Regions from separate parts of the Mus musculus genome. Here all the other regions are linked to region 3. Evidence: chromatin loops called from intact Hi-C (ENCODE). Cell type or tissue: heart. All regions are shown on one strand. Each heading gives the region's core, and the rest is flanking DNA. Links, peaks and the distances in the headings are about the cores only.

Region 1 (8,301 bases), core at 163-8,162, 520 kb before region 3:
CTTTGACTGAATATTTTTAAAAGAGATCTGTAACTAAGAGACCATTTAGGGACAGCCCAAACTCATCATACTTTAAATAAAATATTTGCCCCTTTCCATATCGTTTACAATTTAGAGTCATGATATCAAGACAACAACCCCAAATCCTCCCCCATTTCTAAAAATGTAATCACATGTTCTTGGCTGTACGAGAAATAGCTTCACGCCCCTCTGGTTCTCATCTGCTTTCTTTCCCCAGTTTCCTCTCAAAACATTAGGTTATTACCGGAGCCTAGGGAAGGTAGGGATTGTGCTTCTTGTCAAAGCTCCAGGTTTCCAGAGGGAGACAGATGACTGGGTGAGGATTTGGACTGTTGAAATATCCTTTGAGCATCATAGTCAGATAAGCAGGAGAAAATTAATCTTCTTAGCAGGGTGTGGGTTTTGCTGGGCTGTGAGATGGAGTCAGGGTCCTCAGAACAGACAGCATCCCTGACATGTGTTTTGGGGAGATAGTTGGGTCCCCTACCTGCTCACCTTTGCCTGGCCTAAGTCTGATCACCTGGGGTAATCACCCCAGCTGGAAAACATTCAGGAAAGGCACATCTCCCTTTGGTCTTGTTTATCTCCCTGTTGTCCTCAAGTGCTTATGTTTGAGAGCCAAACACACAAGCTATCCTGTCCCTCTAGGTGTAAAAAGCATCTAATAAGATATTCTCACTTTTTTTTTATGACCACTTCTCAAAAAAAAAAAAAAATAGAGACATTGGGGAAATTGAGTCATGCTTTCAAATCCTCCTAGGAGAATAGCCATCGTAGGATCTTGGTTACACAGGTCTTGTTTTGACTGGCGTTGCAAGGGGAAAAAGGTCTAGGGAAAATGTGCGCCAATATTAAAACACACATTGTATCAAAGGCGTTGCCAGGAAATTCTGCCATTCCAGTTTTATTGGTTCCAAATTTTGCCAAAAATTACAGCACTGGAAACATTACTGTTAAGTGGTTCTTTTTTTTTTTCTTTCTTTCTTTCCATTTGAAATAGTTGGCAGTCTTTCCTACTCATACCTGGGCAACAGTGGACAGAATGCATAAAAAGCAACTGGAGTCTTCTTTAAGTCATATGCGATCCCTCATTGAGTAACTTGTGCATTGCTTATTTTGTCCCTGCAACATATTGGGCTATATTTGGAATAGCAGCACATATTGAAGCTCAAGGGTTGAATGAGTGGATGCTGGATATTAGAGAAAAGGCATTCTTGGCTTGGTAGCACAGGCCTGCAGGAAGGCTGCTACTCAGGAGGCTGAAGCAAGAAGATTTAAGATATCTGATGTGTTGCTGTGGTGAATCGAACCCTAATCACACTGCAACAGAATGATAGGTGAAATGCTGAGTGTGTTCATCGAGCTGTGCAATCCATCTTTATGTTGCAAGCTTCAGTACAAAACAATTTGACCTAGAGAAAGTATGTCGTGAAATAATAAAAATATATCCCTATCCCTTAGATGGGTTGTGGCTATTTCACAAGTTCAAAGGTAGGCAGTCCTGATAATGGTTTATGGGGAGTTAGATAAGCCACTGAGGTGAGCTCCGTGGTAAGCAGGGGTAGCCAGAAATGTTTATGTCATGCAGCCTACACCATGAGATGTGCTTTCCATACTACTTGCCTGGGTATTTGGGGTTTTCTTAATTACTCCTTGAAGACATTTAAGTGTTCTTTGAGTGGAGAAGGAGATGACTGGACACACAGGAATCCTAATATCTAGAGCCTGCATATACAGACTCTAGACATTCATAAGTGGATCTAAGTGTGGAATCCTTATGTGCAGAAAACTTGCTGCTTCTTGGCTTGCCAAGTAGGCTGGAAACAGTGGACAGGGACTGCAAGGGACTCGTATGAATGTTATTTAAAAAAAAAAAAAAAAAAAAAAAAACCAAAACCACAGAGCTGGGCAGTGGTGGTGCATGCCTTTAATCCCAGCAATTGGGAGGCAGAGGCAGGCGGATTTCTGGGTTCAAGGCCAGCCTGGTCTACAAAGTGAGTTCCAGGACAGCCAGGGCTATACAGAGAAACCCTGTCTCAACCCCCCACAAACAAACAAACAAACAAACAACAACAAAAAATAAAACCCAGAGGAATGGTGGCTCTGTGTTTATGACCACAAGCTGCCTTTCTTGAGGCCTGGTTTCCACTCCCATCACCCACATGGTGGCTCACAGCCTTCTGTAAGTCTTGTCCCAGGGAACCCAAAGTCTTCTGGCCTCAGTGGGCACTGCATGTATGTGATGCACAAATATGCCTGCAGGCAAACACTCATGAACATAAAAATAGAAATCTCAAATAAATTTAAAAAAAAATAATAAAACCAGAGCCAAGAGGATAGCTTTGCCTTCCACAACAGTTTGCCTCCAGGCATTGTGAGAAGCTGGCAAAATGTTAGAGATTTTTTTTGCGATGGAGCTGCTTCGGTATCATTTAAAACTACATAGCTGTATCTCCATCTCTTCCTGTATGCAGAAGCTGGAGTGCTGTTGGGCCAATTCAAACAAAAGTGTTCCCAAGAACAGGGAGGCTCTGTGCACAGCCCGTCTTGTCTCCCCTGGGAACATCCCTGTGCCAGTACCAGGTGTTCTGTGCCGTGGGATTTTGTACAGTCAGCCCTCTTTAATCCAGTTACAGGATGGCTTTGGCTCTCATCAGTTTTATAAGTGCAGTAGAGATCCAGGGTAGGGAGGATGGTGTCCAAAGCTAAAACAAGTGACCATCCATACAAGGGATACTAGTTCCACCAACTGATACCGCCTCTCTGCTAAAGGGGCAAGTTCTTTAGTCATGATTATTAATAGCCCTTTAGAACATTCTGGAGCTATCAGAAGAGTGGGCACACTTTCACTGGGGCCCAAAACATCATTTCTCCCTTTCTGAATAGGAGCAGAACCCAGCACTGAAGGAGCCAGTTTATTCTTCTCAGAGCTGAATCCTGGGGAGCCCGTTCCACAGGATTCCTACCACATTACTGGACGTGGCAACTGATATTCAGGAAGCAGAAGGGAATGTGGGCCCCAGCCTGGCCTTCCTTCCTTGCTCTCCGCGGATGGTTAGCCTCAGTCCCACATCAAGTTCCTAGTAAATGTCTGGAAGTGTTCTAAGCATCTCTCATCGATGCACCAGTCTGAGTCCTTACCAGCGCTATGCAAACTCTCCGTTGTTCTCAGAGAGAGCCGCGGGCACTTTTCTGGCCCGTTGTCATTATTGTGGTTCCTCTGCTTGCCTTTAGTATCCCTCATCAACACAAATAAATGTAATAGCATGTTAAATTAAAATAAACCACATATTCCCAAAATGCAAACAGATTTGTGTCCCAGACTGAGCTGTGAGTCAGGGCTTCCCAAGTGCTGCTAAAGCATGAGTCTGGTTTCTAAAGGCTATACCCCTGACTCCCTCTGTGTGTGTCTCCTTTGGTTGTATCTTTCCTGTTCCATGTTTCCTTTTTCAGACGCATGCTGACAAATGCTTTTGCAAAGGCTGATTGCTCACAGATTTCAAATGCTTACACGCAGTGTGACAGTCAGATCTCCATGCTGAATAAATAGGTAAACCTGACTCTACCTCCTTTATCTATTACTCTCCTGTGTCAAGGCCCCCTGGCCCTTTTCGCTTGGAAGAAACTCCTTTCTCATTTTGGTTACATTCCTGGAAAGGAACGGTAGGTGGCAGTAACATTTCAATTCAAAGGGTGTTTAGGGGCCTCCAGAAACTGACTAGGAAGAGTTTTCAGGCTGGAAAAGCAAATTGTACAAGCTAATGATGAAATTGCTTTTAAAAAGGATTAATAGATGTAAATGCAAGAATCTATTTTTTAAAAATGACAGTATATTTCGAACACAGCTTTCACACGGGTCATCCGTGGCTGTACTTGCGTGGAGAATTTTGAAGATGGAGTGGTAATTGAGTGGATAGATACTCACCTCAAATGAAGAGCTCACCCGTGTTTGTGATGTGCATTTTGGGACTGTCACCTCATCGACGATGCCCATCTCTGCGCTCCTCCCCCACTCTCTGCCCTTTCCCTGTGTTGGGAGTGAATGTTACCTTTGAGGCCCTCTGGCTGTCCCTGAAGGGGACATGAATAGAGTGTGTTTGTCTCTCTCCTCTCAATGCTACTTTGTGTGGCTGCTGTAGCTTTCATCCTTGCTCTCTCTCTCTCTGTCTCTTTCTCGCCTGAGCTCTTTGACATCTGTGCTTTGTTCATTGTCTTAGAGAAATGAGCATAACGAGAAGGAACAAAAGCAAACAAAGGCGGGTTTGTGTAGCTGATGGAGAGTCTCAAGCAAAGGACTTTTGGTCCTCTTGTCCTTAATTATAGATGCTCTGGGGCCCCAGTAACGGTAACAAAGTTGTACCTTGGACCTATTGGCTGGCTCAGTGTTTCTCAACAAGTCCTCCATGAGACTTCATGGAATGGAGTCCTCTAGGGATAGACACACAGACCTTTGGTGGAAGTTTAAGTGAGAAAAGCCCTTGCCTAGAAATAAGAATCTACAGTTCACTTTCAAAGTGCATTAAGGCACACCTGGGTTTCCTTGATGTAAGTGGAAATCTGTGCCCATCAGCAGGCACTGGGAGCTGCTAAGTCTGCAGCAGCAGCCTTTAACAGTGGAACAGTGGGAACCCAAAGATGGCATTTCTTTAGTAGTAAACAGGACCCTGAAAATGTGCCTGGAAGGAGTGTCCCATGAGAAATTGTTTTCCATTTGAGACCCCTTAGGTGTCTCATAGCCAAGCAGAATACTCCAGGCCCAGATATTTCCAAAAATTCACCATAGCAACAGAGTGTACCTATGTGGTGTGCTTCATTGCAAAAAGATTGTGTTTTACCAAAGAGTGAGAGGTAAAGATGAGGGGAGCCTAGGAAGATCTCAGGACTGTGACCAGGAAAAGAAAGAAAGGAACGAGGGGAGGGGAGGAGGGAGAAAGAGAGGGAAAGGTGGATTGGGCAAGAACATGGAGAGTTGGTAAGAAGCTTCTAATAGATAGGCTATCCTGAAACTCATAGACCAGGCTGCCCTCCACTCTGCCTCCCGAGTGCTGGGATTAAGGGCGTGTGCTGAGTAGGGTGTGTAATCCCTTAGTCTTATGGAAAGTGCTATGTTAGCTACTGGAACTAAGCAGAGTGTACAGCATGCATGCAGTTGCCTTTGGTGCTCGGGCATGTGTGCTGTACACACTGCTTAGTCCCTCTCATGTAGCTTACTGCTAAGACTATTCATAGTGTGCTGAGCAGTGTGCAGAGGCAAAACAGGATCCAGCGCATCAAGAGACGCTGCTTTGTTTCCTGTTATGATTTTGTCGTACTGGGCAAGCCTGTGTGTCTGATGTAACTATCTAAGAGTTCTCCTACCCCATCTACAGTCCCTCTTAGAAAAATACCTCCCTTCTGAGTATTTTCAGAAGATAATTTCTACTCTGCATCTCAGACTTGGCTTTCATACCCATCTTGAATGTTCATTTTAAGCTCATCTCAATGTGGTAACCCCATCCTTCTGATGGTCTCCCACCACGTGGTCATTTATAAATATTAAGTACATATGATGGTGATGCTGAGAAGGGGGACAAGCATCATTTTGTAGATAGTTCTTTTTTTTTAAGTGTGGGGTAGGCTCCTAGTATTCATCCACTCTATCTTGTGTTGACAACCAGTTTCTCAGGGAGGAAATGATGCATATAGCCCGAGGAAGGACAAAGAAGAGAAATTATAGGTGCTTTTAAGTGAATGCTATGAACTGCATTCACTATAAAACAATAAAACATTGTTTTGAGGCTTCAAAAACATATCAAAGAGACTAACATTCAAAATATATAAATCTATAAACCTTAAAAGTTTAGAGCAACGAATGAGAACTACCACAAATACATATCTCCAAGACCTGTTGCAAAGCATCATACGAGGTTATAAAGACTAGAATAGTCATGGCATCTATTACTTTAGCTCCAAGGTCACCGAGGTAAAGCAGTGAAGTGGGATAAGAATTAACACTCTAAGGCATAAGCCTTGACTAACCCATTTTGCTATCATATCTTGTCACTTTGCTCATAGGAAATTAGGCATGTAGTTTTCAGTGTTCTTAGGCCTTGTGACTTGACCTACATGAAAGATAGGAGGTTTTGAATGGAAATTTGTGTATGGGTGGCAGTTTAAGAATGGTCTTTGATCTTGTGCTTTAGGAGTGAAGAATCTAGATACAGTTCTGTCCTATAAAGTATCCAATGGTCAGTGGATGTCTTAGGTCTTATTCCCTCACAATCCTATTCATATAGAATGATCTAGTACAGCGATACATTACAAAAACCTGTAGTTAGACAGTTTTGTATATTCACATGGTTCTGTGGAAAACCTCTATTTCAGAGAATGAACGTAGTCCATCAGAAGTCTAGAGATATTACCTACAACCTTCAACACAGATTTGCTCATTTTGAAATTTTGATTTAAGAATTCAAACATCTTTTGTTTTGAAATCTTTGTGTCTGTATTAGTTGATATATAAGGTAAACTTTCAAAAAAACGTGCTAGTTAATGGCATGATCTTCTACCTAAAACAGTGGATGTTTCTCTGGAGCTTTTCCAACATGTCTAGAAATCTCTATCCAGAAGAAATTGTTCTAGTCCTATGGTCCTTGCAGCCTTTCTAGGTCCTCTTCTGCAGTGTCCCTGAGCCTTCAGTTGCATCCCAGTTGTACTTCAGGGGCTGTGCACCCCGTGGTCACTCACCCTTTGTAGTTTAAATAATTGTGGACCATGTTCTTCACCTGGGATTTCTGCAAACTTCCCAGCAGCCTCTACTGATGTGCGCTCTTTGCCTGCATCTTTCCCATCATCCTTACCTTTGCACGTTTTGATGACAGTGGCTGCTCTTAACAGGAGTAAGAGCATGTGTTTCTCAGCTTCCATTCCTTCATGAGTGGTGATTCAGAGCATTTTTCCTGTTTTCTTTTAGTCATCCGTGTCTTTTGAGAAATGCCAATTATCATCTCTCACTTGGGTGATTCTCTTCTTTTTATATTATTTTTCACTGCACATTGCAAGTTTTGAACCTTATCAGATAACAGTCTGCAAATACTTGCTCACATTCCGAATGTTACCTCTTCATTTGGTTGATCGTTTCCTTTGGTGTGCAGAACTTTTTTGATGTAATAGTCTTGTCTGATTTTGCTTTTGTGTCTATTGCTTTTAAGGTTCCATTTTAGAACAAGTGATAATTTTTATTAATTTTTTTGTGGGTTAGGGGCCTTACATTTATGTCTTTAATCAATTAGAGTTGTTTTTAAATGCATTTTCAATTAAACATGTACTAGTTTCACAGTTATGGAATATGGAGTTGACTCTTGTATGTAAGTAAATTCTAACTTTATTCTTTTACATGCAGATTTTTAGTTTTCTCAGGGTCACTTAAAAAACTCTCATTTCTCACTGGCTGTTCTTGGAGGCTTTGTGTCAAATAAGCCATAGTCAAATCTATGAGTCTTTACTTTGTTATTATCTATTTTCTTTATTTACATTTCAAATGTTATCCACTTTCCGGGTTTCCCCTCTGAAAACCCCCTATCCCATCCCCCATCTCCCTACTCACCAATCCATCCACTCCCGCTTCCCTGTCCTGACATTTCCCTTCACTGGGGCATTGAGCCTTCTTTATTCTTATTCTGTTCCATTTCTGGGTTTGTGCATCTGTTTTTATAGAGATCGTATGTTATTTTGCTTACCGTATCTTTGTAATGTACTTTGTCTTTCTAAACTTTTATACATTTTAGTTAAAGTAGAATTATATGACTTAACCCTTTCTCTTTCTTCCCTCTAGTACCTCCCAGGTTACCTCCCTCCATGTCAAATTGACAGCTTCTTTTTTATATTTTGTAATTGTTATTATATGTGTGTATGTATGTATGTATGTATGTATGTATGTATGTATGTATGTACAATTATATAAATACAACTTGCTAAGTTCATTTTTGTTATTTGTGTGTATATAGTTTCAGGACTGCTCTCTTTGTGTTAGATAACCAATTACCGGACTACGGGAGAGGCTAATCCTCCTTTTCTAAGCAGTCGTTAGCTGCCTGTATTTGTTTTGGGGTGGGACAGCATGAAATTTTTCCCTTTCCATGTTATGTCTGTTGGTATAGCAATTGTTCCAGCTTTGTGTATGCAGCCATGTCTGGAAAGAGTAGTTTACTTTAGATTCAGGTAGTGTGATGCCTCCAGCTTTGTTCCTTTGTTCATGATTGCCTTGGTTTCCTGTTTGTGGTTCTATATTAATTTTAAGAT
Region 2 (8,301 bases), core at 178-8,177, 220 kb before region 3:
AAATTGTTGGTTTATGGAGAGAAGGAATCGCTGTGCACATTGGTGTTCAAGACTTTCCCTCCTTCACCGAGATGGGTTCTGGAGTTGAGAAGACTCAGAGGAGACACAAACACGGACAGTGTTCTCAGTTGAGGATAAAGATATTCACTAAGATGATTGGTCCCTCTCAAGAAAACAGTGTCTGCACTGTGACTTGTGAAGTGCCACTCAGTGTATGTGGGCAGCTGGTGATAGACACTGGGTGGCATCCAGTAGACACAGGACCATGGAAGACTGTAAGTTCTCCCGCTGTGAGGCCTGTGGGGTCTGTCATACATCTCACCCCTCCCTCTGAATCTTAGCATTGAGCCTGAGCCACTGCCCTCTGTGAGCCCCAGCATCTCTTGGGACTCCTGGCATACATGGAATTCATGCATTTTGAGGAAAGGACTTGTTTTTACTCCAGCTTTCTTAGAGTACATTTTTTTTTCCTGTCTTTCTGGTTAACTTCCCATTTGTAACCTTCTGCTGCTTCTTTAGAACTCTCTTATGAGGCACAGTGAATTAAGAACCCCCACCCAAACCCCATCCTTAGACCTTTGTTACTAAAGCAAATGACTCCTTGATTCATCACTGGGAATTACATTTTAGACTTTAGCACGGAGAACCCATACCTGGATTCTGCTGTGATTGGCAAATGGATGGACCTGGAGGGCATCATCCTGAGTGAGGTAACTCAATCACAAAGGAACTCACACAATATGTACTCACTGATAAGTGGATATTAGCCCAGAAACTTAGGATACCCAAGATATAAGATACAACTTGCTAAACGCATGAAATTCAAGAAGAAGGAAGACCAAAGTGTGAACACTTTACCCCTTCCTAGAAATGGGAACAAAACACCCATGGAAGGAGTTACAGAGACAAAATTTGGAGCTGTGACAAAAATATGGACCATCTAGTGATTGCCATATGCAGGGATCCATCCCATAATCAGCTTCCAAACGCTGACACCATTGCACACACTAGCAAAATTTTGCTGAAAGGACCCAGATATAGCTCTCTCTTGTGAGACTATGCCGGGGCCTAGCAAATACAGAAGTGGATGATCACAGTCAGCTATTGGATGGGTCACACGGCCCCCAATGCAGGAGCTAGAGATATTACCCAAGGAGCTAAAGGGAACTGCAACCCTATAGGTGGAACAACAATATGAACTAACCAGTACCCCGGAGCTCTTGTCTCTAGCTGCATATGTATCAAAAGATGGCCTAGTCTGCCATCACTGCAAAGAGAGGCCCATTGGACTTGCCAACTGTAGATGCCCCAGTACAGGGGAACGCCAGGGCCAAAAAGGGGAAGTGGGTGGGTAGGGGATGGGGGGTGGATATGGGGGACCTTTGGGATAGCATTGAAAATGTAAACGAGGAAAATACCTAATTAAAAAAAATTTAAAAAAAAAAAGAAAATTTTGCCATGCATCTCAGAGTACCTTCGGTTTACTGTTTAGTAAAGATTATATCAACTTGGAATCCTTTTGCCTAGCCTCCCGAGTATTGGGGAGGCAAGCAAGCATTATAGATAGTTCAGAGACTTGGGGATCTTCTTGTATTGGGCTATTTCTTTAGAAACTTGGGCCTCTCCTGCATATACATGGCACACACACCTCTCTCTGGCCTGCTAAGAGCAAGCTGACTCCATTTTTTCCTTTTTATCCTAGTAAAACATAATGATAGAATTTGATTTATTTCTATATTGTTCCCAATGGTGTTTTTCTCTAATCATGTCCCAAGCTGAAGTTAAGGTTTTTTTAAACTTTTTTCTTCTATAACCTTGGGATTTACAGGTCATGAATTATTTCCATTGTCTTATGGTATGCTTTGAGAACTGGCTGACCATAAGCTCTTCCATGTTATATTCTGGGAACTGTCTGAACCCACAACATGGACTTTCCTCATGAGCATAGAAATAACTGCAAAATTCCTCTCATTGTGATCATCTGCTTATTTGCTATATAAAAATACTCCTGTGCTTTTAGTTTTAAATTTTTGTTGTTGTTGTTGTTGTTTTTTAACTGCTTGCAGGAGACTTCAAGTAGAATAAATTTTTTAACCTTGCATTGTCTTGGGGTTAGCTCCTAGTTTTGACATCATAACATGAACCATTCAGTTAGAAATCTGCTAATAACCTAGAAATTCTACCTATGATAAGCTGAAAATTTGCCTTACTCTGAACAGAGAAATAAATTTCTCTTCCCTTAATTACCAGAAAACTAGGGCATTTTAATTTTAACATATTCCTGATTTTTCTATGTCTGAAAGGATGAAGTCTCATCTGATTTGGACTAGTTTAGGAGGTGCATATTCAATAAGGTAAAGCTGTTTCCCAAATAAAACTTTTAGAGAAAATACCTTATTGACCATCTTATGTCTATGCACAATTGAGCATAAATGTGATTTATGTTAAGACATAGCATGAGAAGGATATGCATAGTGAGAAAAAGATTCACGTAACCCCTCTCATAACCAAACTCTGCCTCTTCCTGCACCACATAACACAAGCCCCAGACAATAACTGGGTTCTTTTGGGATGATCTGTGTAGTGAATACAAGTGCTGGCCTCCTAAACAATGGAGTGCATTGGAAGGGTTTTTAACAAAAATGAGGAATAAACGCAGGGACATTTGATTAGTCTTCTATGAAATTAAATTCGTCCAAGTTAAAGATTCTGAATTCATCTTTCCTAAATGAGTAGTCATGTTTTTATTTAATGAAGTGCTAAGAAGCAGGAGCTGTTTTCTTGAAATGACCTCATGTGGTCATATGAAATCCCTTTGCTGGAAGAGAAAAATAAACCAGCTGCCATTATCAGTCAACAAATACTGAGTTGAAAAACCTTTGTGAAAACTGATTCAGCGGTCACATCAGCAAACATATCTTGCCCAGCTCATGACTTGGGAAATTTAACTGGGTTTCTTTCTAAAAGTATTTGAGCTTTCTTTAAGTAAAAGCCTACGTCTGAAACACAACGAATACAAACGTATCTGTAAAATCACCAGGGTTTGATGGGGATTCTCTTTCTCTATGTTTTATTTATTAAAAAAATCCTGGAAATTCCTATATTAATTGCTAGGTTGTGCTGCATCTCATCTGTTGCACATGTGGAAAATGAGAGCCACGCAGCAATTCAGAGACTAAGTTTTCCCTCTGCTTCTGGGCAACTTATTTCACGCCCAGGTTCCCCACAGTCATGAAATAAGAACACGGCATTACCTGCATATTTTTTTGGGGGGGGGGTTATAGCAGTATTTGCTTGATTCCAGAGTTATCATTATTTATAATTTTACAGAAACCATATTTCTCTCAGGGTTAGATACATAACTTAGCAGCCTGTCTATAAGCATTTCATAAATATCTCTAAACCACTTAAGAAAATTCACAGTATATATCAATATAACAACCGGATTACCAGCTAGAGAAAAAGTAGGAATAGTTTTACAATGCTGCAGGACAGGAAGAGAAGAAACATAGAATGATTTTCCTTTGTAAATAGATAAGGCACTCTTAAAAATATGTGTAAATAATTAGAAGATGTCACAGTAGTTAGACTATTCCCTCCATATTTAGATATTTTGCCCAGAACCCTTTTTAACCTGCAGGAATTTCTTCTCAAGAATTCTGTTTTTCCAGCGAAGCTTTGCCAAGCCCACAGTTTCTGTTCACAAGCGTTATAAATACTTTTAATGTCAAGCTCTAATCCTGAGCAAGATGACAATTTTACATCTCTAATCATGAGTCAGACGGAGGCATTTCACACGCCTGTGAGGCAGCAGTGGGTGTCCAAGCTGTTTAGACCACTGATCCTTCAGCGTTTATCTTCTTATGGAAATTTTGAAAAGCATAAAAATGCCACAAAAGTTGACCTTTGTGTCTTGTGCTGTGATCCCTCACCTCGGATCTGACAATCATCCACGGGAAAGATGACGCTGTGAATTACCAGAGGCTTGAAAAAGATTCAAAACATGATGAGTCTCTAAACCCTTTTCCTGGTTTCATGATGAGAAAGACAAGAGGGCATGCTTCCAGGAGAATTTTCACAGTACCCCTAAAGTGTCAGTGCTTTAATTAGGACAATATTTCAAGTGTCACTGGATAAGATGACTAAATAAAGCTGGAGGATAAGCTGGTGGAGGTGAGAAAGTCCTTGAAGGCACTTTAAACTCTGCAGAGAATCCAGAGACATCTATTCCGCATCATAGGAGAGAACAACAGTTCACTGTGATTTACACCTCCAGCCCTCAGTGTAATCCAACGCTGGCTTGTTTGTCCTCATGAACGGAATTTGTTTTGTGTCCAATATTCCTGTTGGTGGTGCATGGTTTTTAATGCACAGTGGGATCTTTTCCTCACGATCATCTTTTAATTCTATATCTTACTTCGAATTTACGTCTAGCCCAAAGATGAGGAAGACATACACTGTCTGTTCCTCTGGAATATTTTCTCCATTTTATTCTCCCTGTTCCTCCAGCAGACCAAGTCTCACGTGATCTATGGGGACTCAGCTTAAATCATCTCCATAAAGTCTTTTCATGTGCTCTCTCTCTCTCTCTCTCTCTCTCTCTCTCTCTCTCTCACACACACACACACACACACACACACACACTCACACACACACACACTCACACACTTTTTCACATCCTACCTTTTGTCTACTGATGAGCTTCTACAAGGATGCTCTAAGCATCTAGTTTGATATTATTTAAAGCTTGGGCTCAGGAGTCAGGATCCCTTATCATTAGCAGTGCAGCCAGCTCTCTGACTTTCAGATGTTTACTAATGTCACTGTATTCACCTTTTTCATCTAATGGATAGACATGACGAGGGATGCTTTGTGGGTTTACCTGTGTGACAGTCTCTTGGTGCAAAGGAACAACTTGAGTGGTGCTTTGCTGAGTGAATAGGAGTGAATGGTTTTTCTGTTGGACCCATTGTTATTTTCCTTGAAGACAGAGATATTTTTTTTGGTCTGGTCCATTGCAGAGCCAGAGAAAATGTTTAACGAGCAAACATTTTTTTTTCTACTCTTACTCAGCAGCAATGAAGATCATTTTATTAATTTTTGAGGGAGTCATTTTAAATTAAAAAGAAAACAGAATCCCCAAAGCAAAACCCTTTCCTCTGCTTTTAGTAAACATGGTAATAAAATGGATATCTTCACAGAAGGAAGATGCCCCAGTTAAATAACTACATCTTGAGTTAAACTCAATTCAAGGAAAGCCTTGAAAGATTTTGTAAAAAAAAAAAAAAAAAAAAAAAAAAAAGTACTGCATTGGCTGAGGTCTGGTTTCTGGGCTCTTGCAATGAGATATTGATTTGATTTTAATGGCTAGTGCTTTCTAAAGGACCACAAATAGTCACAATAAACTATATAGATAATTTGCTCAACAATTTGCATTCTTTTCTATTTGGGTTCTGCTGCATAAATCAGTGGTCTCTTGTTATTGTGATAGACTGCTGTCAGTAATAGGCAAACTTATTATAGAAGCTGTTTCTAAGCTAATGCTTCTTCTCCTAGTTTAGATGTGGACATAGAGACATATATGTTTGGGGACATGTTTGTTTCCCAACAAAAGAAAAACAAAAGGTAAATAAGATTTTCTTTAGGCTTGTTATTTATTATTATTTATTATTATTATTTATTATTTGAAGTTATGATTCTATTAAGCCTCCTTTATATCCACCTGGCTTCAAAAGGCATGGTAGTGATAAAATTTACTGTCACTTCTATTTACAAAATGCTTTGCAATTTGCAAAGTGCTTCACTGGTAGGCAACAGCCAATTCATTTATCCTGGCACATTTCAGTGTGTTCAAGTCCAGCCAACGAGATTCCCTGATGATTGTTTTGGATTTATTTAGACTACATCTCTCCAATGTGACATGGTCAGACTGTAAAGTAAGTTATTGAGAAGGCTCTCCGATTCAACATGACAGGGAGTTGCTCTATTTTGAGATATCCACAGAAAAAGAGCCTCTACCACCCTCATCTAAGGGCTAATTGTGACTCTTGAGCAGTTTAAACAAACATAATGTATTTTTTGGACTGATTTGGTGATTTTTCATGAATCAACTGAAATAATTATTGTATATAATTTTATTAAAATCCAGCAACAAACATCACAGTATTCACATTAGGTATCCATACTATTTGGACTCTATTACTTTGAATTTATAGTTGCCCTCTTATATTTAGATTCCACTAGAAACCACTTCAAGTTGGTTTTTATTTTTTAATAAGGAAGGGTATATATTATTTATTTTCACATATAATATTGCCTTTGATTCTTATATAACGACCATGAAGAAGTTTCATTACTAACCAAATTTTAACTACTCATATTTCTATTTTCCTGCAAGTGGTTAGGCACTTTATGAAAAGCTTGAGGCTAAGAGATAACTGTGTTTGGGATTCTGTGTTCTGTAGCTCTGGCTCCTGCTTTGTATAATCGATCCCAAATGCAGGCTTATGCAAGCAGGCATCCTGGAGCCTATGCCAGGACGTCTCTCCAGCACTGATTAATTTCTGTGCCTAAAAGCCATGTGTTCATTGTGGATGATAAGCTTGTTGCACAAACACAAGTTTGCCACACTGAGTAAGTCTGGCATTACTTCTGTACAAATCCCAGTGACTGAGGAAATTTGCCAAAAGGAAGGAAAAATTCCTCCCAATTTAGGCAGAATCAAATGTGTGTGGAAATCTGTAGAATTTTACATACTAAAAAGAGAAAACATATGTTTATAAAGCTGGTTGGAAATGTATTTAACTCAATATGTCGCACCATGAAAACCCAGATTCGAGCCTTTGGGAGTGGCATAGACAAGCCCAGAATAGAAGGTACACACTAACATACAGGTAACCACTAAACTGCAAAAAGTCAAGGTGTGTCAACATACTCTTCTATTAATCCTGTCCAAAATCCTCACACAGAGAGAAATAATGGTTTTGTTAAGTGATGTATCTACATGGGATTTCCCCTGTGTCTGTAATTATGGAAGCCTGAGAATTTCAAGATCAATGTCTTCCGATAGAAAAAAGACAAAGAAAAAGGAAATAAGAGAAAACAAAGCAAAATCTCAAGTATGAGAAGTCCAGGAACATTCCATCAGTTAAGCAATTACCTAGAGAATGGTTTTACTTTTGATCTTCCTGTTCTGCTTTCTCTTGTTCTTCTTATAGTCAGTTCCTCCCCCTCCCTATACCCTCCCCTCCCCTCCCCTCTCCTCTCCTCTCCTCTCCTCTCCTCTCCTCTCCTCTCCTCTCCTCTCCTCTCCTCTCTTCTCTTCTCTTCTCTTCTCTTCTCTCTCCTTCATTTTCTCTTATTATTATTTTTTTTGGTATGGAACAAAGTTCATTTTTTTTCTCCCAAAAGTGCTATATCCAGGCTTTTGGAAGCAGGTGAAGTGAAGCCATGCATCTTTGGCCCAATTAGAAACACAGTGTTTGCCTCTGGAAAGGAATCTGGGATCCATTCCTGGGTTCTCCCACCTGGTGTAGAAATTTTCTTGGCAATATCTCTAACAGATGGCCATGGAGCCTCTGCTGGGAAACCCAGTCTGGGAAACTTCGCACATACCCACTACCACCACCACTACTGTGAGTGAGGAGGTGTGCTTTACCCTACATATATTGCTATGAAGCTCTTTTTTTGTGTCCTTGCTCTTTGGAGCATCAAAGGACAGATACGTCCTTTTCCACTACATAGTTCTGAAAACAAGCAGAAGAGACTTCCCAAGATTCCTACTGTGACCCAACGTCAGACTCATGTGCTGTCTACTCCCTATGCCGAATGTCTTCTGGGAGCTTCTGCTGCCTAGTTATTGTCCTCCCAGAAACAAGTTGTTCCTGATTTGCCTAGAATTCAGTTTACAGATGGCAACTGGTTAGTTCATGCAGTAGCGAAACAATCCTTTCCTGTACTGAGTTTAAGCAACATTTCTCTTAGTCTGACCCAAGATTGAACTGCAGTCCACCAGCTCCAGAAGCATTACTTATGAGAATCATATTCACAGAACCCTCTCAACTATTTAAAAAATTGACTATTTTTATTCCATTATAGTTAATTATTGCCTATTACTTAATGGGAGAATCACATAGTAAAATTGATAGCAATGATAAACAGAAGTATATGTAACTAGAAATGCTTCATGCCTTTGGTCCTAGCACTTAGAAGACATAAGTAGAAGATTGATGCTTCGAAAGTAGCCTGGTCTACTCAGGGACTTTCAGGCATCTATAGAGACAGCAAGGTTCTGCATCTCTG
Region 3 (8,301 bases), core at 154-8,153:
CGCAGGCTGGCGTGTGCGTGTGTGCGTGTGTGCGAATGAGTGTGTCTGTGCCCCCGCGTGCCTGCTCCCGGGAACTGGTCTCCTCGCCCTCACCCGCTGTGTGTAGCAGCAGAGCGAGAGTGGTGCCTCTATTTGTGCGTTTGTGTTCGATTAGCTGCAATGGGCGGACAGTTTCTGGAGAGAGCATTTACAATTTTCTTTCGTTCTGACAGGATTAGTTGCCGTTGAAGGGGGCTCCGCCAATGAAATCTTCTCTGCGCTCTGATTTGGCGGTTCTTCGGTGCAAATATGACAGCTTTCTCTCTCAGCTCTTTTCTGCATCTCTCCATGTCCGACCCCGGAGCCCAGTTCTCGGTCTGCAATTTCTACACCACAACCTTTGCAATCACCACCACCACCACCCCTAGGTCCCATGTCAGCAGGTGCCAGGTTGCTACAAAGGTGACAGGGCACATTGGGAAGAAGGCTTGTTGATTGCAGAAGATACTTATGCCCCGTGTTTCCAGGTGGGGAAATGTTAGAATAAATGTACTTTGTACTAAATATATAGTCATGGAGAATTGTTCAGATTGTTTATTTCTTTCTTTGATGCTAACTAATGTATTAGAAAGAAACAGATATTTATCTGTCTTTGCTGTTTTTTTTTCTTTCTTCCCAAACAGGTCGATGCCTGTGTGTTCCATCAGTTAATGGGGAGTAGTAGTTAAGAGAGTGTACTAGTGAGGTGTTGGTGAGGTGGGATTTTGCTGTCTATCGAGGAAAATAAAAGATGTGAACTTCCTGTGTTCAGAGCATGGACTAATTTTTGCCTTCATTTATTTTAATGAGAAATTCTTTCCCAGATTTATACCCATTGTTTGAAAGTATGGAACTTATTTGATAATATCATAATGTGATTATTCTAAGGTGTCGTTGAGGACAATTGCTCTTGATGATGTATATTGTATCTGATGACATAAATATGTGCTACCGAATGAGGCTTTCATTGCCAAATAGAATTAAAGAAGGAGTCATTGGAACCTTAAACTAAGTAACAAAGAACAGGACCTATCTCTTTTTTGATCGCAGAGACAGAGAAATTGCTATTTATTATGCTCAATGGAATTCAGCTCAGTTCGTGTTGCCCTGTCCTTGGCTGGGTGTTAAAGAGCACACAGAATAATGAAACCACGGTTCCTTTTCTTTCTGAGTTTCTCATCTTTGAGAATAAATACCCACATGAAGCTCTTGTAGAGAGGCTGACCATCAACACTATAAATTATACACTAATATAAATTCATTGGTGAATGAAAATCCTACAGCTATGCCTAAGTAGGACTGACACAGATTCAATTTTGCTGGATAAAAGCCATCCTGGTGTAAAGGATGGTAAGGGTATGTCGTTGCCCTCTGAGTCCCACGCAGGCATTTTAGTCTTGTTTGAGAAAGGCAGTTCTGAACATTATCGCCCTCAATCTACCCCAGAACTAGGTTTCAGTCAGTAAGCAGCTGATTCTTATTTTCATTTTCCCCCCTTCTCTGTTGGGTACTACAGAACGTAAGTTCACAAACATTCTATCTGCTCCTATCTCTAAGACGCCTTCAGAAATTCACATTGTCATAACATGCCTGAGGTTTTTGTGAATGCACTTGTGCATGCTTGCATGGTTGTGCACACACACTCACACACACACACACACACACACACACACACACACACACACACACACTGAAACTGAACAACAACAAAAAGAAGAAGAAGCTCCTGACAAGCAACAAAGAAAACCCAAGCATTTAGTAACCTGGACTCTGGTTCTGTTTTTGCTTCCCATTATGACTCTGTTCTTCCTAAAAGGAGCTACCTATTTTAAACTGGGAAGTAAGTAAATAGCCAGCAAAGGCTCACAACCATCAGGATTTTCCTAGGAGCTAGAAACAGAAGTGACACTCTCAGCAAGCAAGCCTCAAAAGTGCCCACTTTCTTACGTCATTACCCAGAACAACTTTATCTTTTATCATGAAGGCTTGTTGTATCTTGGCCACTCACTGTCGGTGAAGTGAAGAAATTATTTAACTACTCTGAATGTCAACTTTTTAGTCTATAAAATGGATATGTTTTAGATTTGTTAGATAGAACAGTAGAGTCAATTGCTGCAAAGTTCTCAGCAGATTTATTTGTTTGTTTGTTTGTTTGTTTGTTTGTTTGTTTTGGGCACATGGCAATTTAGCTATGGCTGCAGGTTGTCAGCTCAGATTTAAGGATTCAGATTCCTGGGTCATTCATGCCTGTGACCTCTTTGAAAGTGTTTACCAGGGAGCATTGCAGGCAAAACACGAAGGACGCTACCCACCAGAGGGATGCGAGATGCATGTTAAACATAGTCCATCATCACACTGACTCCAGGGAGCCTCAGTCTTTCCCCTTTCTAGTTTCTTTCTGTACAGGAAATGGTCGTGAGTTTTCTGAGCATTTTATTTTCATCTCTTAAACAAGTTCACTTTCTGAGATAAAAGAGTGTTCCTTCACCCCAGGAATATAGTGTTTGCATTTATTAGTAACTCTTGGTGTGGAACATTTTCAAAAGTGCTTTTTAAAGACTTTGTAGAATGCATCTGTGGGTTTCCCTTTATCTGCATGACTATTTTCCACCTCAAAGCACTCTAATAAATTAGTAATTTCCACTTGTGAAGCCAAACTTCATTACCTACCTCCTTATAATGCTAGTTTTAGGCATGTGATGAGGAGAGCCAATGCCCCCAGGGCATGACTTTGAGTCTTCTGCAAAGTTCACTTTTTAGCAAGACTAGAAACAAGGTCACCAGTAATCAAAGAAGAAGGGATCTGGTTGGCTCTCAGTCCTGGAGACGTGGCACGCATTTTACTGCACCATGTTGATTTCAGTGCAAGAGGAAGGAGGTTTCAGTAGTTATATGTACGGATCACTACTCTCTCATTGTAAGTGGATTTAGGGTGAGTTGAACTCTGGTGGTTTCCCACCAGGTCTGGCAGCCATACATTTGCCCCCTCCCACTTTTTCTATTTTTAAGGACCTGAAAAAAAATACAGGGGAAGTCTTGGCTTATGGAAGGAAAATGAACTAGAGTAGATCTTATTGCCCTCAGTCTCCCACCCATAAAACTGTTCCAAGTGGTACAGAGAGGCAAGCACGAGGCTTAGGAGCTCGGGGTAGGGGGAAGCAGCTTGATACCTCATATGTACACCTATGGAACTTTTATTTTTCTGTGATTCAGTTTGGAATATAACATTCATGGGTTCAAAGTGGGTCTTCCAGTGACAGTCACTTGGAATGGGCTTTTCAGTAATTCTGTTGTTTTAAAAATCTCAATAACAGCCCCACAATAGGCATGCCATTCTTCTTAGAGTTATTTATTTTCCCTACAAACACTCCCAGAGGGTAATTTAAAAGCTTCTATTCTTCAGCTAGAAAAGATGATGTCCTTTTGTCATAGAAAAATCCTAAGCCTTTCTTTTGCATACCCTGCAGCAGAAGTTTTCATACACAAATGGGACTGATTCTGAGTGACAGTGTTTAGTGACAGAATGACAAACAATGCTCTGTTACTTGTCCCCCCTTTTCCTGGAAGTTTGGCATCACAGATGTTTTAAACTCATCCTGTCTTAGCCTTGATAGTGTTATCCAAAGCCTAAAAAGCATTTACTGCTGCTGAGTCTGAGATATTTAAAATACAGAGGTCTGTTCTAAATGGGGAATATTAAGAAGGAAGAAATGGTGGTGGGGGAGGGGCCTCATGGTGCAAAATGTTAAGCAGCCGCTGATAAACCAGTGTTGAGTACACAGAGGGAAACAGACAGGTGGGATGCTGGGTTGCTCAGAGGAGCATTTAGTCTGTATTCATTCCTCCCACCAGGAGGCAGAGCTGAAGACCCACACAGGGACAGGGGCTGAGGAGTCCCAAATGTGTCCATTTCAAGTGTATCTTTTCCACAAACAATTTTCTTTTTCTTACTGGATATTTTCTTTATTTACATTTCAAATATTATTCTCTTTCCCGGTTTCCCCTCCGGAAACTCTCTATCCCATCCCCACTCCTCCTGCTTCTATGAGGTTGACAAACAATTTAAATTTCTCTTCCTGAAGTCTAAGTGGGATGCTGGAATTTCTGGTGGAGCTAAGATTCTAGCGAGTTCAAAGGAAAGAGTCCCGTTCCTCCATTATGAACAGGACTCCCTGATGATTTGAATCAGTGACTCTGATTTTATTTTCTTTTACAGAAGAGTCTTCCAGGAATACTTAACACCAACTTAGTCCATAGGGAAACCTGCTTTCTGTAGAATTTCCAACAAACCAAGCCCTTACTCATGGGAGTTCATATATTTTCTCAGATCATGTAACAGACAAGTTTCTTAAGCTAGCTATGGGTCATCACATCACAGGAAAGTTGGAGAGAGAAGCCATGATAAAAAGCATGTTTCGGGAGCACAGCAGCACCCCAAAGGCTCCTTGCTAAACTTGACTTACCCTCTATTTCAAAGTGACTGAGATAGCGCTCATGCAGAAAAGAACATTTTTCAAAAGTAAGACTCGATCATGTATGATCAGTAATATTACCACATGCAGGTCTTTTCACCTTAGAAACACTCTCTCCTTGTAGAGCGCCTAACGAAGCAAGCACTAAAGCCTGCCCAGATTCACTGTGCCAAGAAGATACAAGCGGAACCTGTTCTTTCTTGCTCATTTAATCCACAAGGTGACTGGATCCATGGATTAAGGACCTCATTTAGAAGAGGTCTCAAGGGCAGAACTTTACAAATCCCCAGAGAAGGGAATGATGTAGCGTAGTTCTAGGAACAATATGTGTGCTCTATGACTGCAAGATCTTCCTGCATTGACAAACATTACCTTCGAAAGAGAGTTAATTTTAAAAGGATGCTGAATAAACATGTATTGGTAATCATTGAATGTCTTCAACGATTACTACCCAACTCCTACTCTGAGAACTCTATAGCAGACACAATGTACTCTTTCTTGTGTTATTGATGACAGTTATGGGATACACTGTGTCTATGGCTTGCTGGAAAATATTTTTGATTGAACAATTTTACATAAACAAGCTGCCATTGCTGTTTTGCTTCGACAGTGCTATGAAGTGCAATGAGCTGGCCTGAGACTGTCAGATGGATTCTCCAGGGAAAGTGTTTTCCAGGAGCTTGCCATGAACTGGATTTAAGGTATTGGTACTAATTCAACAAAATATTAAATAACGTTCAATATTTTTTACCTATCAATGATGTGAAACCACTAAGAGTTTTTAGATCCAACTGAAGAGAGAGGAAAAACTATTTCTACTTAGGAACCATAGATAAAATGTTTGATGCTATACATCGAGGTTTCTGAAAGATGCTGTGCTACTTGTAGTTTAGGAAGCTGATTCTAGGGCTGATGTCTTGTTGGCAAATACTGTATATATGGTATGGACCCTTGAAACAAGTATGACTTTATGGATGTTGAAAGTTGTTTGAATATTTAAATTAGTGACCAGTGAAGTAGCTGAAGTTAGAGACATTGTCAGTGGCGATGAAGGAAAATCTTATGCCCTTGATTTATAGCAGTCAGAAAGGAGAAGTAAAACGCCAGTCACTAGGTACTGTGGTCTCATTTCCAGTGACTTAGTGAAGAAGTCCATGACAGGAAAGACACGTTTGCACTCTCTACCCAAGGCACTATGCTTTAGTTACATTTCTGGTCTCCTCTATATGATTCTTGCTTACTAACTTTTAAAACTTTTGTGTTTTAGAAGTAATAAGCTGACTGTTTATATAGCAATGAATGTTTCTTGCACAAGAACACTTCTGTAATTTCTCAAGAAAAAGACACTTGGTATTGCTGTTATAGATTGTTCTAATTATATAACGGCCATGGGGATATGGGCAAAGTAACTAAGAACTGGAGTCTATGTTCACAGAATGAACTGCAAAGCTAGAAGTTGATCTTTAACTATGATTTACACCTTCACTATGCTTGAGAATATTTTATAAGGTTTCTATGCATTTTGTCCCAGAGTTGACTAACAGTCATGTGTGATAGAATGAAGGGGAGAAGGACTAGTAACTGAAGGTGAGAGTGGTAGGTCAGCAGTTCAGATTCTGAGAACAGTGGTGCTGGATGATCCTATGCCATCACATCGGTATCAGTGTCTGCTGGACAACGTCAGAGAGGAAGGAACGCTAGTCAGGTGTAAGAAGTAAGCTTGCTTTTAGGGCTAAACTGTAATTTTGGGTATTATCTACTGCCTAAATCAAAATAATATATATTCTGAGACTATCAAGAACTATGTGGTTGGGATCAAGGACATTCTATTTAGGCAGAAAATGAGTGCTGTATCTCAAGTCATGCCAGTAAATACTGTCTCATTCCCTTTTTTTTTACTTTTATGGACTCAACAGTCTTGTGTAAACCATGGATTCTAGGTACCCTTTATTCTTAACCAACCATCAGTGAATAAGAATAAAATTCTTACTCTGAAGCAGAGGACAACCCTGACTTGTCACAGAAAGTACTTCAACAATATCTTGTCCCTGGGTCCTAAAAACATCAACAGTGGGAACTATCCATTTTTAACAACTGGAACCATGTCTAAAACCTAACCAATACTAAAACTGCATAACATAAGACACCATAATCTACATATTCATAGCAGGAAACCAGTTTTTCATTCCCATCTCTTAATTTGAAAGTTTTTTTCCAATCCTTAAGAGAGAATAAGCGTTCACTAATGCCCAATTAGAGTTTTGGTTCTAGGAGGTATTGTATCATCACCAGGCGATATCCACCATAAGTTCTGATGCTATAGTTGTTGTTGATTGACATATTATCCCTTCTTGAATTATTACTGGATGATTTCTTGGCCCTAATCGTGTCTAATTTGGGGTGTGGTCACTATACCCAGGCTGTAAGCACAATAGACTCTTTCTCCATTAGACAAGCCAGTTTTGTCTATGTTCATTTATTGAGATCCAACTCTATGTGGTGTAGTTAGTCACTTACAACTTGACAGTTATAGGAGATATTTTTAAAAATCCCTCTAGAAAACATGATGCTTGTCATGGAAGAGTTCTAAAATTTGTGCTAGGCTAGAATTGGTACTTGTTACATTTGTGTCTACAAAATTCTATATATGTTAAGATAAATTCTTTAAACTCTTCAAATATTTATTTACTTTATGTATATTGGTGTTTTGCCTACATGTATATCTGTGCAATATGTACATGCAGTGGCCCCTGAGACCAGAAGAGGTCATCAGATCTTCAGGAACTGGAGTTACAGTTACAGAGTGTTATCTTGTGGGTGCTGGGAACTGAATCCAGATCTTCTAAAAGGCAGCACATGCCCTTAGCTGCAGAGCCACTTCTCTGGCCCTAGATAATTCACACAAAAAATTTTTTTTAAAGAAAAATCTTATGCTGCTACTTTTTTTTTTTTAAACTATGACTACTTAGGCTTGGCTCTGTTCAAAATGTGAGAGTCAAAAATTTTTTCTTACATTATTCTTTATTTCTTGTAGAATTTATAATTGATAGTTGGTTATAAGCTGGAGCTATGTAAAGTAAATGTAACTTATGAATTAAAAGAAAATCATTGAATTAAAGGGTAAACAATAAAATAAAAATGAATTTAAACCATTGCTATATCACTTCATCAGCTGGAAAGAGAATAGAAGAGACATGTACACAAAAAGACAGAGATAGGTAAAGAAATATCAATAGATAGATAGATAAAGAAATACCAATAGAGAGATAGATGGATAGATAGATAGATAGATAGATAGATAGATAGATAGATAGATGAAAATATATAGTATGTTTGGGAAGAAATCATGGAAAGAACACCTACTAAGGAATATTAGATGCCCCAATGGAGCTGTTGCTCATGACCTATAAAACAACCCCGAGAAACATCCTCTATATTAACCTCAAAGTATATAGCAGGTCTGGGAAAGAAAGGAGCCATGCCTGTTTTGCACTCCTGCACTAAGCTTCCTGCACTAAAAACTCAGCATGGCTCTCCTACTAAATTCAATTTCTAATCTGCTCAAATGCATCCCAGAAGCCCACTGCATGTAGCTCTTAGGGAAAGTAGGTACCGAAAACAGAATAGCTGTGAAAATGTGCCTGTACCCTTCACTTTGCTCACCTTCTCCCCTGGGTAGTGGCACTGCAACTTCTTTAGAAACCTGATGGCACAGAGGAAAAGAATGCACTCAAAATAGTCAGGGTGTGTTGTGACAGGGTAGAGGAGAGAATTGAAATGTTTGGCAGGATAGTCACTGAGGATAAGGGTC
Region 4 (8,301 bases), core at 210-8,209, 70 kb before region 3:
ACTGAAGGGATTTGCAGCCCCATAGGAGGAACAACAATATAAACCAACCAGTACCTGCAGAGTTCCCAGGGACTAAACCACCAACCAAAGAGTACACATGGAGAGACTCATGGCTCCAGCTGCATGTGTAGCAGAGGATGGCCTTGTCGGTCATTAATTGGAGGAGAGGCCCTTGGACCTGTGAAGGCTCTATGCCCCAGTGTAGGGGGATGCCAGGGCCAGGAAGTGGGAGTGGGTGGATTGGTGATCAGGGGGAGAGGGATCAGATAGGGGGTTTTTGGAGGGGAAACCAGGAAAGGGGATAACATTTGTAATGTAAATAAAGAAAATATCTAATGAAAAAAGAAAAGAGAAAAAACAAGCAGAAGTCTGTCAGACAGCTGGTTCTCTCTCATTCAGGATGTTCACAGGAGACATCAAAGCCATAGTACCTAAGGCCCAGAGCTCTTGAATGGAGGAAGCACAGACACTATCGAATGAGGTAACACTCCATGTGTGTCCTATAAACAGCTGTGCATTGTTGCTTAAGGCATCTGCCTCCTCTGGAAATAGCTTGGCTGTGTTTTCCACAGTTTATGGAGAGTAATACAAACAGTGATGACCGTATGATAACTGTGGAGGCTAACTCGCTTTGGACCAGGCTGCATTGTGAGCGTCTAGATAGGACTCTACACCTCATAATAACTCTGTAACCCATACACTGCTAGCTCCACTTTGATAAACATAATAATATGAGGGGGTGGAGATAATTTCCCCCAATTCACACAATGAGAAGGCAATTACAAAGACCCTAATTAACCAGGCCATCTAATTCTATAGTGACCATTAGGTAAGACTTCTTTTGTGGGAACAATTTGCCACAGACAGGGCAATACATGTGATGGAGTATCTGCCTTTACATCATCATCATCACCACCCTCATCACTATCATCATCACCATCAGAATTACACCTTTGATGCACTTATTCTGCTTTAAATATAAATAACTTTGATATAACCTTCAATTTTTTTAATTTTTTTTACTGTTTAATAGTTCTTTACATCAGTTTAAGGAGTTTTAGTTTTTTAACTGCAATTTTTAAAAATTAATTATGTTATGAGTTTTAGTTTTTTAATCTCTCCACGTCTTTCCCTCCTTCCTGCCTCTCTCCTTCTCAACAAGTCTCTCTTCTACTTTCATGTCAAAAGTACGCAGCCCATCAGGTTTAACTGGCATTTCGTGAACAAACATATGTGGACCATAACTTATCAGTGGTTATAGCACTGAGGAACCTGGTGCTCCCACCCTGACCTTTAATTGCAATAGCACTTCAGGGACCTCATGGGCCCCTCCTTCACCCGTGGTAGAACACTGATTTATACTGGTCTTGGGTAGCAGCACTGGTCTTCAGCTATAGTGAGTTCATGAGTGCACAGCCACTGTGTCATATCCAGAAGTCATAGTTTTGCTTCACATCCTTCCATCCTCCTCCTCTTACAGTCTTTCTACTTCCTCTTTTGTCATGTCCCTTAAGTTTTGCAGGAAGTGATGCAATTGTCCTATTTAGGACTCAGCTTGCCACATCACTTGTTCTGAGCACTTTGGCCAGTTATGAGCTTCAGCCTGGTCCAAGCCTGGTCCCCAACAGCTTTAACACTGGGTCTCCATCACAGCTTAGGGAATGTACTTCAGCCTTCACCCTAGGCCTCCTTACTAGCTCAGGGCACCAGTAGAGGAAGATCTGGCCCATGGTCCCCAGCAGGCAAGGTCAATGCAACAGACTACAAACGTTCGTGTCTGCAATATAAAGTTTCTTTTCTTGTTTCTATTTGTTTATTGTTTTTTCAAACCGTGTACCATACTGTACTTATTAATTTAAATGTTGCCTAGTTATATTTTGTTTATCATTTAAACCCACTGCTGTTATCTACATGTCTAATCCTACAGTCTTACCTACCTAGCTATTATTATCTATAAGTTCTTCTTCTTATTTTGTTGATTTTATTTGAGTCATCAAACCAAGCTTGAAATAAATCACAGTAAGTAATGCACCCAAGACCAGCACTGATATACTATCCATATTTACTTTGAGATAATTTTTAAACTGGCTGTAAATTTGTTCATATAAGTTCCATTATACTTGACATTATTTAAGTTTTATCACAATCAGTCTTTCTCTTGTGAAATCTCATCTAATTATTTAATTTTTATTTAATATATTTGGTGTTTGTGTGTCTGTGTGTGTGTGCGTGTGACAGTACACATGTGGAAGTCAGAAAACAATTCTGTGGAGTCCAGAAACAAACAAACAAACAAACAAACAAACAAAAACAGAAAGCAAAAACAAAAAAGAAAACAACAAAACAAAAGCCTTTTACCTTTATGTAGAAATGGAACTCCAGGCTCGGACACCAAATGGTTTACCAATTAAGCCATTTCACTGGTCCCCTGATCATTTAAAACAGTCTAAAATTTGGGTTTTATTCCTCCCAGTGCACCAGTGGTATAGCCTTTCTTAATTATTTAATTTCCATTAAGCTCTGTTTTTCTTTGCTTGGAAAACAGATAGTAAGATCTGCTATTCTTATTTTAATTAGTTTTCTTGGAGTCAAATTATTGAACTAAAATTATTCTCTTGCTATTTCCACCTCCTAATCCTGGTTGAGAGAAGAAACTCAATAACATCTGCACAGGATGCTGACATGATAAGCCTTTGTGTGTATCCTTCCTTCATTTGCCATCCACAGCTTATTGCTTGAGTAAACACAGGGTTAGTGAAACTGGAGGTTTTTCACTCCCCCAGTCACCTAATTTAAAGAACTCATGGTATCTAGAATTTGATCCAGATTTGCTTAACTCAAGACTGTGTTACTATCATTAAGTCCAATAAGAATGAGAAGGAAACTGCAAGTTAAACGACTCTGCACTTGCATGACTTCATAAAAGACGATATAAAATTCTTTTATATCTTTCTTTCTGTAGCCAAGCTAAACCACTCTTAGAGGAAACGCGTCAACAGATTTGCCTTGCCTTCTAAGGGGACCCCACTGACAGTTTCTGTCAGTATTGTGTCTCATGGGGACAAGCTGTTTGGTGGCTGTGATGGCCAAGTGGGACCGAAATTAGCAAAGGACTTCTAAATGCAATTGGAAAAGGAGACATTTTCCTAAGTAAAAGTTAGAAAGTGATCAACTCTAATTATCTTGATAGAATAGGAACAGTTTAAATGGTGACTACATCATCAGTGCTTTTTATGCAATGGCTAGGTCTAGACTGGAATCAGAGAATGTTTAGAGCCTGAAAAAAAGGAGAGTGGTAGAGCATCTCTTCCCTTTCTACTTAGCCTTCCCATTCCAAACTCCAGAACTGCCCCCCCCCCCCATGCTTTGATATCCATGAAGCCCAAGGATACAGTGGCATTCACAGCTCTGCTAGGTCTAGAGACAGCTTTGGTGCACTTCTGTTGGAAGCCAGCCATCTCAAGTCTGGTTTATATCTGGGACAAATTCTCAGGACACTCAGATTATGAGCAAGTCATGTCACATGGGTTGTGAGACAAGAGGAGATTCCAGCCCCACACTCCCTTCCTAGGTGAAATTAGCCATCATGCTTGATGTCCAAAGCATGAAAATCTTTCAAGATCTGATTGTCAATTTTTCAAGCTTATTGCATATATTTATGTCAGTCACAAGAAAACTCTTTACACCTCTCCATTTGGATAAGTGCATGAGGCTTGCTTTCTCATCAACTTCCTTGAAAACCTAATTATACTGAACCAGATGCTGTGTTTAACACCAATTGATGTGGCAAGCAGTTGGGTTTTCTTGTTTTTTGTTTTTTGGGGGTTTTGTTGTTGTTGTTGTTTTTTGACAACGACATAATATAAATTCATACTCTTCACACTGTTTCTGGGAGCTGAATTCCAATGTAATCATGGTCCCCGCCTCCTCTATTTTTAGCTTATTAAATAACACGGACAGCCAAATGACAAATTTACTCTAATATCTGCACTGTAAACCTATGTGCTCTTGCAATATGCAATGTTGATATTTCAAAAACAAAAACTGATAAAAAAGAGTCTGCATATTATAATCCTTAGAGATCAAATTAACTCTTATATTCAATTTTGATCACACATAAGATCAAAGAGAGAAAGGTGCTGTAGGAGTTGGAATTCCCCTAACTCTGTATATGTCACCACATTACCAAATTTCATGAAGCTGCTGAAAGCTATGGTCATCTTCTTTACCCCAGCATGAATCAGCAAAAAGGAAAGAAAGGGAAAGTATCAAAGCTTTTCAGACAAAAGCTCTCATCAGATCTAGAGATGGGAAGACACAGGTGTGCTGATTGAATGAGGATGGCCCTACAAGCTTGCCTATTAAAATGCTTAGACCACAGTTGGTAGAACTATTTGCAGAGGATTAGGATGCATGGTCTTTTTGGAAAAGGTATGTCACTGGAGGAGGGCTTTGCTCTTGAGCCATTCCCACTGTGAGCCCTCTCTCCCTCTCTCCTCCTCTCCCCTTCTGCCCCTCTTTCCCTCTTCCCCTCTTCCCCCCTCCCTCTCTGTCCCTCTCACCTTCTTGCCCCCCTCCCTCCCTCCTGGTTATGTCTCAACATGTAACCTCTTAGCAACTGCTCTGGCACTATACCTGCCCTCATACCTTCTACCATGCTCCACCCCCATGCCATGTTGGCAAGGATGCTAACTCTCTGAAACTGTAATCCCCAAATAAACTTTCTTCTATAAGTTTGTATGTCCATGGTCTCTTATCAAATGATAGAAAAGTAACTAAGATGCCAAGTACATTAGTATTCAGGATGCAAAAGTGCACAATGCACTCCTGGTTTAAATCACTGTGCTTATAAGAAGCTCTATTCATGTTGAGAGGTTGATAGAAATGATTTATCTTGAGACTTGAAGGCATGTGTGACCTTGATCTATTTGAAATAGAGCTGATTATAGGAGAACAGCAGCCCAAAGTCTGCAGCTACAAACAGACACTCTGAATTCAAGGACTTGTAGGTAAAACAAGCAAAGGAGGAGGGCTAGATGTTATCCATACCCTTATAACCTATACTAAAATGTTGAAAAACTATAATTCATTTTCTTAAGCTTCTTACTCCTAGGTAGTGCCAAAATATTTGTAGCCACTCCAGAGAAAAAATAGAAATGAAAACAAAAGCAATAGTGAAAGCACAGGATGAAAATTATGCTTTTACTCATGATCTGTATTACTTGAGTCTCACCCCACCCCAGTCCCTTCTCTTTTATAGAACTCAGTCATAAAGAGCCACCCACCACACTCACAGAAAGGACAGCCCAAAGTGATTTCTGTGTAATTTATCGTGCCCTATCATAATAATTTGTTCCTACCTACTTGGTAGCTTGAATTATCATTAATGCTAAGTAATTTCTAAAGCCAACTAGTAGTCTAGTAAGTAGGTGGTTATTAGGCACCCATTAAATTCAGCTACAAAACAATGTTAATTACATTGTGATGTAACTTTCTGAGCATGAAGATGCAGAGACTCGGAGACATTCCATAACAATCCTTTTGCTCTCCTCATCTCAACATGAAGAGATACTTATTTTAATCTGAAGTGTTTAAAAGGCAAAGAACACTATTTTGACCCTCCAATAGTATTTGTAGCTAACTACTTACTTGGTAGGAGAATACACAATATTGGAAAAATACTTCTCTTCATATATTAGGGAATATCAGTCAGTCATGTATGATGTGGCTAAATGGAAAATCTATAACTCACCTAATCACAAACGTATCTATGAAACGTAAGTTTCATGTTTTGTTCCACATGAGTTGTCTTTGTGAAAGACCATATTAAAGACCATATGCTCTCTATTTTTTTCTTCAAAGGGGATTTTTCTGTATAGCCCTGGCTTTCCTGGAACTCATTCTGTAGGCTGGGCTGGCCTCAAACTCAGAAATCTGCCTACCTCTGTCTCCCAAGTGCTGGGATTAAAGGCCTGCACCACCACTGCCAGGCAATCATATGCTCTTAAAGCAAGTACCACTTTCTCAAAGATAGAAACAGCAGTGACAATTGGAAGAAGCTCTGTATATGGATCCTTACTGTAAATGTCACTGAAGGGAGATCATGGAGGCTCTGATTGAGGCCTCAGTTTACCTTCCTTTTCAGTAAGAATTGGTTTTCCAGGGAGCTGAAACAGAAAGTGGGCTGAGGAGCTTAATAATTGACGTGGAGTTTTTATAGTCCCAGAGCAGAGAAGCAGTTATGTGAAGTCTAAACATTTCCTTTTTAATAAAAGTAATAATAGAGGTATATAGGTTTGAAGGCAACTCCCTGCCCTAAACAAAACTGAATAGAATTGCAGAATGAGGTCCCCAAGGCAAACAGTGCAGAGCAGGGTTTTCTTAGCATGCAGACAGCAAGGTGCAATCTGAAACAGCTTCAACCTGCTTCCTGAGAGGAGAATCCAGAGCTCAGAAACCATCTGCATATTTCAGTATCAGTAATTGAAAGTGTTCTCTTTATCCTTCTTTAAGCTTCACCAGTAGATTGCCATTAATTCCTACTAATTAACAAAATGCAGTTCAAATTTAAGTCATCATTAAATCTCCTGAATTGGCTCACGTCAATTCTAGTGCCTTCTCTAGACCTTATGTTATTCAACTTCTCCCATAATCCACACTTCTCACTGTTTATAAGGCAATAGCTTTCAGTCTAAGCACCGAAGTGTTTCTAAATTCTGAATTTTCATCAATTTGCCCCTGAATAAAATAATAAGGCCTCACTTGTTAAAACTTTTTAATTGTCTTAATTTCTAGAAGAAAGTTCTAGGTTTTGTGGCCTGTTAGTCTTATACAAAATGTTAGAATTTGCTTGGAGCTCCATGAAAACTCCCAGTAGAGATCATAAGGATCCATCCTGACCTGGCAAGAATCATTTTAAAGTCTAATGATTGACTGCCCTGAATGATCCTGGGCAAGTTCCCTGCATAACTTCCTAGCATACTATAAATAAGTAAAATCACTGGAGTAGTGTGTGGAGATTAATGACCTGGTGCTGACACCAACAGTCCCCAGGAATGTGCAGAATACCATTGGCACAAGTTTAAGATAAGCCTGGTACTTTCTTGCCAGGGCAAAATCACTTTTATCCACAGCATTATACAAGCAAGCCCTGCTTCTCTCTTTCTGACCAAAAACATGAGTACACTCCCATCTTGCTGCATACAAGATATATGTGTGTAGATAAGTCCCCAATAAATCATAATCTATGTATCCTAATCCTTGTTCTGTCTGTCTTTGTTTTGTTTTGTTTTGTTTTTGTTTTGTTTTGTTTTGTATTGTTTTGTTTTGTTTTGTTTTTTGTCTCCCAAGTCATGGCTTGGTGTCATTTTTTTTTTCTGGAAAGAGATTTTAGTTAGAATTGTATTACATGTAAAGTGCAACTAATGGAGAAATTGTCTTTAAAACAGTCTAACTTTGAGCGAAACCTGATAAGTAAAAGCATATTTATGTTGCCATTAACATCCCTCACAGTTTTATAAGTATTTATATTCATTTTTATCAGTTTTATATTCATTTCTAGTTTATTGTTAACATTTGATAATTTAGCAAATAATGACCTTTTGACAACTGAAATTTTGTTGAGCTTACTGATAGCACTACTAGGGTGTTCTTCAGAATATCCTTTCCTATTCACATAAGTTGAAACATGGACCTATGTTCTTTATCTGATTGAGAGAATCATGGTTTATGTCAAGGTCCCTGATCTACTTGAAGTTGAGTTTAGTACTGGGAAGAACACAAACGACAGCAAAGCAAATCAGCAGACCAATGAAACGAGTCCTAATGATATTCTGCTCTACTCATAGACGGTGCCTGGCCAAGTCATCAGTGGAGAGGCTCCTCCAGCACCTAATGGGAACAGATGCAGAGATCCATGACTAAACAGGCAGAGCTTGGGGAGCCCAGGGGAACAGGGGGAGGAAGCATTGTAGGAGCCAGTAGGGTTGAGAAGACCAGGAGAACACTGCACAAAGAATCAACTGAGCAGAGCTCACAGGGGCTCACAGAGACTAAGTAGAAATCAAGGAGATTGTGTGGGTCTGAGCAAGGTCCTCTGCATATATGCTGTGGTTGTTTAGCTTGGGGGTATTTCTGGAACTCCTAACAGAGGGAGTAGGGGTATCTCTGAAACATTTGTCTGTTCTTGAGACCCTTTCCATCCTATTGGTTTGCCTTACCCATCCTGGATATGAAGGTTTGTACCTGGTCTTATTGTGTCTTGTTATGCTATGTTGATTTATCTTCCTGGGAGGCTTGCTC

Evidence for each region. A loop is a pair of places that touch in the nucleus more often than their neighbours do. Peaks named below come from ENCODE experiments on the same cell type or tissue, not always from the same donor. Only the 100,000 strongest peaks of a DNase experiment are listed, where the experiment ranks them.
Region 1: a loop joins it to region 3, with 4 times the contacts of the local background. A loop is called at or near these places in 5 of 42 quality-filtered maps.
Region 2: a loop joins it to region 3, with 3 times the contacts of the local background. A loop is called at or near these places in 5 of 42 quality-filtered maps.
Region 4: it touches region 3 in a loop (3.0-fold over the local background); 3 of 42 quality-filtered maps call a loop at or near these places.

Annotation. Positions count from the first base shown.
Region 1 is chr6:36,899,401-36,907,701 of GRCm38, reverse strand. The region is part of intron 28 of Dgki (diacylglycerol kinase, iota); the gene reads left to right. Gm52857 (a long non-coding RNA gene) reads right to left here and starts at 4,169. Exons shown (of 3, transcript XR_003956276.1): 1 at 3,947-4,169. In heart, for the core only: a CTCF peak has its summit at 3,685 (motif pointing right); no DNase peak of the experiment used is centred there; H3K27ac peaks cover 910 bases.
Region 2 is chr6:36,604,297-36,612,597 of GRCm38, reverse strand. No RefSeq gene overlaps it. Among named protein-coding and RNA genes, the nearest start is that of Mir490, 190 kb to the right of the region's middle. In heart, for the core only: no CTCF peak of the experiment used is centred there; no DNase peak of the experiment used is centred there; H3K27ac peaks cover 754 bases.
Region 3 is chr6:36,379,868-36,388,168 of GRCm38, reverse strand. It overlaps 9330158H04Rik (RIKEN cDNA 9330158H04 gene), which reads left to right. Exons shown (of 6, transcript NR_015589.1): 1 at 1-13; 2 at 213-506; 3 at 5,101-5,191. It overlaps Chrm2 (cholinergic receptor, muscarinic 2, cardiac), which reads right to left and starts at 85. Exons shown (of 3, transcript NM_203491.3): 1 at 1-85. In heart, for the core only: a CTCF peak has its summit at 3,864 (motif pointing right); no DNase peak of the experiment used is centred there; H3K4me3 peaks cover 400 bases; H3K27ac peaks cover 314 bases.
Region 4 is chr6:36,450,415-36,458,715 of GRCm38, reverse strand. The region is part of intron 2 of Chrm2 (cholinergic receptor, muscarinic 2, cardiac); the gene reads right to left. Among named protein-coding and RNA genes, the nearest start is that of Mir490, 33 kb to the right of the region's middle. In heart, for the core only: no CTCF peak of the experiment used is centred there; DNase peaks (open chromatin) are centred at 3,455 and 7,055; H3K27ac peaks cover 2,313 bases.